2 separate regions of the Homo sapiens genome follow, and region 1 is linked to region 2. Evidence: chromatin contacts called from ENCODE Hi-C or POLR2A ChIA-PET data. All regions are on one chromosome and are shown on one strand. The core of a region is the stretch at or near the end of the contact, and the rest is flanking DNA. Distances in the headings are between cores, read along the strand shown.

What was found. A loop is a pair of places that touch in the nucleus more often than their neighbours do. ChIA-PET counts read pairs that join two places held with the same protein, here RNA polymerase II (POLR2A). Pooled maps may share reads with other maps.
Region 1: a map with no recorded cell type shows a loop between it and region 2 (4-fold over the local background). The contact joins the promoter of LINC01238 here to the promoter of DUSP28 in region 2. A Hi-C loop is called at or near these places in 1 of 37 single-sample maps with no recorded cell type and 4 of 50 pooled maps. POLR2A ChIA-PET finds 5 or more read pairs at or near these places in 1 of 52 experiments (activated B cell).

What each region holds. Positions count from the first base shown.
Region 1 is chr2:241,969,203-241,972,262 of GRCh38, reverse strand. It overlaps LINC01238 (long intergenic non-protein coding RNA 1238), which reads right to left and starts at 1,580. Exons shown (of 6, transcript NR_110592.1): 1 at 982-1,580; 2 at 770-888; 3 at 488-578; 4 at 94-150. The region is part of intron 3 of LINC01237 (long intergenic non-protein coding RNA 1237); the gene reads right to left.
Region 2 is chr2:240,558,953-240,561,652 of GRCh38, reverse strand. DUSP28 (dual specificity phosphatase 28) reads right to left here and starts at 1,296. Exons shown (of 2, transcript NM_001370465.2): 1 at 576-1,296; 2 at 1-323. The coding sequence starts at 968. The coding sequence ends at 186. It also overlaps a transcript of ANKMY1 not described here. RefSeq lists enhancers at 78-437, 468-537, 570-711 and silencers at 808-857, 1,038-1,447.

The DNA of each region.
Region 1 (3,060 bases), core at 331-2,830, 1.4 Mb before region 2:
GTCACAACTGCCTATGGAGCAGTTTGGTGGAACAAGCAGGCCTTGGTAACACAGGATATTTCAGAGACCATGGATGATGATGTAGCCACCCACCTTCCCAGGCCACAGAAATGGAAAAGCCAGACACGCTGAAAATGAACTCAGTCCTTCCTATCAGCAAGTAATATGATCAAATGGAAGAAAAATGTATTAAATAATGGATTATAATGAATGTGAGCAAATTAAACTACAAAACATAAGGCTGGAAAGACAACCTTCTTTTTAACAGAAATGTACCAAAAGGGGAAATGTTATAACTTTCTATGAGAATTGATCAATAATTTGGCAATCACAAAGTTAATGAAGTGTTTCTATTTCTTTTTGAATGACTACATAATTTGAGAAATTAACAGGTTGAAATGCCCCCTCCCAACTTCCCAGGAGGCAGGTCTGGAACCAGTTCCCCCATGCCCTGTGCCCCTAGTCAATATGGACATTTATTTCTCACAGTTCTGGAGGCTGGAAGTCTGGGGTCAAGGTTGTGGCCAATCCTGTGTCTGGCAAGGCTGCTTCCTGGTTTGCAGACACCATCTTCCTCCCTGTCCTTAGCAGAGAGGAAGGGTGGTGAGTAGAGAGAGAAGAGGCTGGTTCTGGTGTTTCTTCTTACAAGGGCACTAATCCCCTCATGGGGCTCCACCCCATGACCTAATCACGTCCCAAAGGTCCCATCTCCAAACACCATCCCACTGGGGTTTAGGATTTCAACGTAAGGATTTGGGGGGACGCAAACCTTCAGCCCACAGCAGTGCCCTTGGTCCTACCCCTTCCTCTCCTAGACTTCCTCCATAGGAGTTCGGCAGGCACTCCTGGTCTTCCTTTATCTTCTTGCAGAAAGATGGCCCGGCAGGTCTGTGACAACATTCACACCCACAAGGTCAACCAGGAAGAAACTGAACCTGATGCAAATAGAGACAGAGTCGCACCTGTGAGAAACAAACTCACCCGTCCAAACACAAAGACTGGACGCAGAGACCCGGAGAACAGCAAAACGGAGATTTTCAATGACAGTCTTGCAAGACTGGGTGTCTGGCTGGCATGCAGCCACCCCCAGCAGAGTTTCAACAAGCAATTTATCCCCTAGTGCGCAGGTCCCTCCCCCAGTTCCTCATTGACTGAGTAAATGGGGTTACGATCTTCCTGGACATCACCTATTGGTCGTTGGATTAAGATTTCAAGTCTGTTCTTTAGGATCTTTCTGCTGCATTTTATTGCAGCCCACCATGCATTGCAACTGTCTCAGGACTCTTCAAACATTTGACTATGGCCCTGGTGGCTGCACGTAGCTGATAAGAAAGGGTATAATTATTTATGTTGCAAGCTAGCCTAAACTAAATTCTTTGGTGGGGTGAGGAGAGGGTAGTTGAGGGGGCTCCTACTGATAGGCACGTGGCCGCTGGGTGAAAGGGAAAGCAGGAAGGAGGGCAGGGTGGTGACTCAGTACATTTCTGCTTCTTTATTTCTCTATTTCCACATAGCCTGCTTAAACCTATATGAAGGCACTTAGAACTGAAAATGGACCACCACATATAGGTTATTTTCTACACACCTACCTGTCAGCGACCGATCTTGCTCAGACGCATCCTTAACCAGCATGACCAGTCAGAGCTTCAGCCACACAGCAGCCTAGGGAGCTTCTTCATGCCAACATTCCTTACCTCTGTTTATTAATCTACCTACTTACCTGTAGAAGTTCATCCGTCTTAAGGACTTAGGAAAAATGTCTTGAGATTTTGGTCATGCTCATCCTTATGTTTTGAGGAAAGGGGTGCTCAGAATGAGTTGATGTGGCTTCGTCTGACACAAGCTGTCATAAACCCCATGCCCCGTCATCAACCCCACACCCCGTCATCAACCCCACACCCTGTCATTGACCCCACGCTCTGTCATAAACCCCACGCCTCATCATCAACGCCACACTCCGTCATTAATCCCACACCCCATCATAAACCCCATGCCCCATCATCAGCCCCACACCCCATCATCAGCCCCACACCCCATCATCAGCCCCAAGCTCCGTCATAAACCCCACGCCCCTTCATCAACCCCACACCCCATCATCAACCCCACACCCCATCATCGACCCCACACATGCCCCGTCATCAACCCCACACCCCGTCATCAACTCCACACCCCATCATCAACCCCATACTCCGTCATCAACCCCACACCACGTCATCAACCCCACACCCCGTCATCAACCCCAGGCCCCGTCATCAACCCCATGCCCCATCATCAACCCCACACCCCATCATCAACCCTACGCCCCATCATCAACCCCATACCCCGTCATCAACCACACACCCCGTCATCAACCCCAAACCCCATCAACAGCCCCACGCCCCGTCATCAACCCCATGCCCCGTCATCATCCCCACACCCCATCATCAACCCCACGCCCCGTCATCAACCCCACACTCGGTCACCCGTCATCATCCCCACACTCCATCATCAACCCCACGCCCCGTCATCAACCCCACACTCCGTCACCTGTCATCATCACCACACTCCATCATCATCCCCACACTTCATTACCCATCATCATCCCCACACTCCATCACCCGTCATCAATCCCACACTCCATACCCATCATCATCCCCACACTCCATCACCCATCACATCCCCACACTGTATCACCCGTCATCAACCCCACACTCCATATCCATCATCATCCCCACACTCCATACCCATCATCATCCCCACACTCCATCATCAACCCCACGCCCCGTCATCAACCCCAGACTCCGTCACCTGTCATCATCACCACACTCCATCATCATCCCCGCACTTCATCACCCAACATCATCCCCACACTCCATCACCCATCATCAACCCCACACTCCATCACCCATCATCAACCCCACACTCCATCATCATCCCCACACTCCATCACCCATCATCATCCCCACACTCCATCATCCGTCATCAATCCCACATTCCATCATCATCCCCACACTCCATCACCCATCACATCCCCACACTCCTCTATCACCCGTCATCAACCCCACACTCCATACCCATCAT
Region 2 (2,700 bases), core at 47-2,546:
TTTCTTTTTGTGTCTGTAAGATAATTTGTGCATCACCTCAGCCGGAAATATAAAATTAAAAGCACTATGTTTCACACACACACACACAAAGGAAAACTCGATATGACAGTGAGGAAGAAGGGTAAAGACCAGCCTTCTGTATCAGTGCAGGGACATCCTTCCTCCAGGCAGCAGGCCTTCAAGCTTCAAGCCTCAGGGCCCAACCCTAAGGCTGGGGGCTCTCCCTGCAGGCAGGACTGGGCCTGGAGGGCCTCCTCATACTTCTGGAGCTGAGACCAGAAGCCCGGGTTCGGTTCTGCTACCGGGCGAGCGCTCTTCACCATCTGCAAACAAGAAGTGTACTGAATAACCCCAAGTCGCGCTAATGGCCAGCAGGGGCCAAGGCGGGCCCAGCTGTAAGAGTGGGCCCCGCCCAACCCGGAAGTGCCTCTCTGCTTCCCTAAGCCCGCCCTCACGAGAGAGACCCGCCCCTCCCGGAAGTGCCTGTCCCAATCCCGAAGCCGGCCCCGCCCGGAAAACTCGTCCCCGGAAGACACGCCCCTCTCGAAACACCGCCCCCCTAAAGGCCCGCCCACCTGGAAGGCCTTCGCCAGGCTGAGGCCGCGGTGCCGCATGAGGTACGCGGTGCAGACGGCGGCCGAGCGGCTGCGGCCGTTCTTGCAGTAGACTAGGCAGGCGCCGCCGGCGCGCACCGCGGCCTCCATGGCGGCGCACGTGGGCTCCAGGTGCGCCAGCAGGTCCTCAGCCGGGTCGTCGAACACGGGCACGCGCAGCTCTGCCACGCCGGGCGCGCGCGGGCCGGGCTGCTGGCGGGAGACGTTGACGCACAGCGTGACTCCCGCGCGCGCCAGCTGCTCCTCCGCGCCCGCGGCTCGCGCGCTCCCGAGGAAGAGTGAGGGCGCGACGCGCACCAACGGTGGAGGTACGGGCGAGGCGGCCCCGCGGCGCCCAGCTTCTGCCGGTCCCATGGCGCCCGCCGAAGAGTCTGCTTTTGGGCCCTGAGGATCTATTTTGGGGGCTCAGGCGCCCGCCCAGGAGTCTATTTGTGGGAGCCGGGCGGGCCGCCGGGCGCCCCCGGGTCCTAGAGGCCTCCGAGGTGGACCAGGCTGGGGCTTGGGTCCCCCGCGGGCGCTGGGCCGGGACAGGGGGCTTGGGTCTCGTTGGGGCCGGGGCATGGCGGGAGGTTTGGGCCTCACCAGGGCGCCGGGGCCTTGGACCGCTCTGCGTCCCATGTTCTCTGTCCCCGGGCGCCGTCCTCCCCGCCCCCGCGGCCTGTGGCACTGGGCTTGCGTCTGTGGCTCTTGGGCGCAGCGCCCTGCCCGCTCTACTGCGGCGTCTGGCGCGGAGGCGTGGCTTGGCCGGGCCCGCCCACTTCGCGTCCGCGTCGTTCGGCTAGGGCCCCGTGGCTACCCGGTGCACGTGGACGGCGGGCTGCGTGGTTCCCGTGTCTTCACCCTTTCCCTAGTGACTGCGTTGTCGGCTTTACGTTTATTCCTTTTTGTGGCCCGCTTTGTAATTGGTGCATTTTTTTCTATGTATTATAACACATGGCTCATAAAATAAAACTAATTTCTATTTTCATCACTTCTTCATAGACCACACTATTCCTTTTGCTGTTTCTAAGTAATTTATTGGGGTCAGCATTGTAACTTTAAAAAATTTAATATCACTTAATGTCCATGAAATTGCCATTTAAGACTCCTTCAATTTTTCTGACATCTGGTAATTTTCAGGCAATGGATACACTGAAAAGCAACTGTCTCAACAGCCCTACAGACATTTAGCAATTGAAGTTTCAGTTGCATACAGTCTCTCTCTGGGTTATCGTCATTGCTTTGTCCATCAGCCTTCTAGCATTGGTAACTGTCAGATCTTTATTGCAGCCTGGGGTTCACTCTTGAGCTAAAGACTCAAATATGTCTGCAGCCAGGTCTTCCCTGGTTGCAGCTCCAGACATCACCTCCGTGGAGGTCTTATCAGCATCTGTTTCCCACTTCCTCCACCCTAAGGAAGGACTCCAACTTTCCTAGGATGGAGGAGTGGAATTCCCTTTTTTTCCCTGGCGTTCATGGGAGCCATTGATTAGGTTGGGACACTGTCTCCCTCCGCTTTCTAGGAGTTGGCTCTGTCTCTGGCCAAAAGTGAAGGCCACACTCCCGTGACTGCTCTGGGAATGAGCTTGGTGTCTAATAACCCATGAAGGAGAGAGCACTTTGGAAGGCTCCTCTGTTCTCTCATGGCCATAAGGGGAAGCCAGCCTTGGGTGAAAGCAGAGGAGATGGGAGAGCCAAGGTCCTTGATGCCACTGTTGGGCCACTGAAATGAATCAAACAAAACCTGAAGTCCCTCCTCCTCCTGGACTGTTTCATGAATCATCATCACCCTTTACGGTTGGAGGATGGTTGAGGTGGGTTTTCTGCTCCAAAGCCTGCTACTTGAACCATCATGCTCCCACTCCATTGAGGTAATGGATTGGGAACCAATTCATCCTAAGTGTCTCTGCATCTCATTGCCACACTTAGTCTGGGCCAGCCTCTGTCTCCTGGACTTGGTGCTAGTCCCCCACAGTGTAACCAGAATGTGCTTGCTAAGAACAGAGGGTTTCTACATGTTGGTTCTGACTCCTTAGCAAGTTGTAATTCACAACTAATGTGGGTTGTGAAATCAATTCTGTGGGTCATGATCAGCATTTTAGTTTTT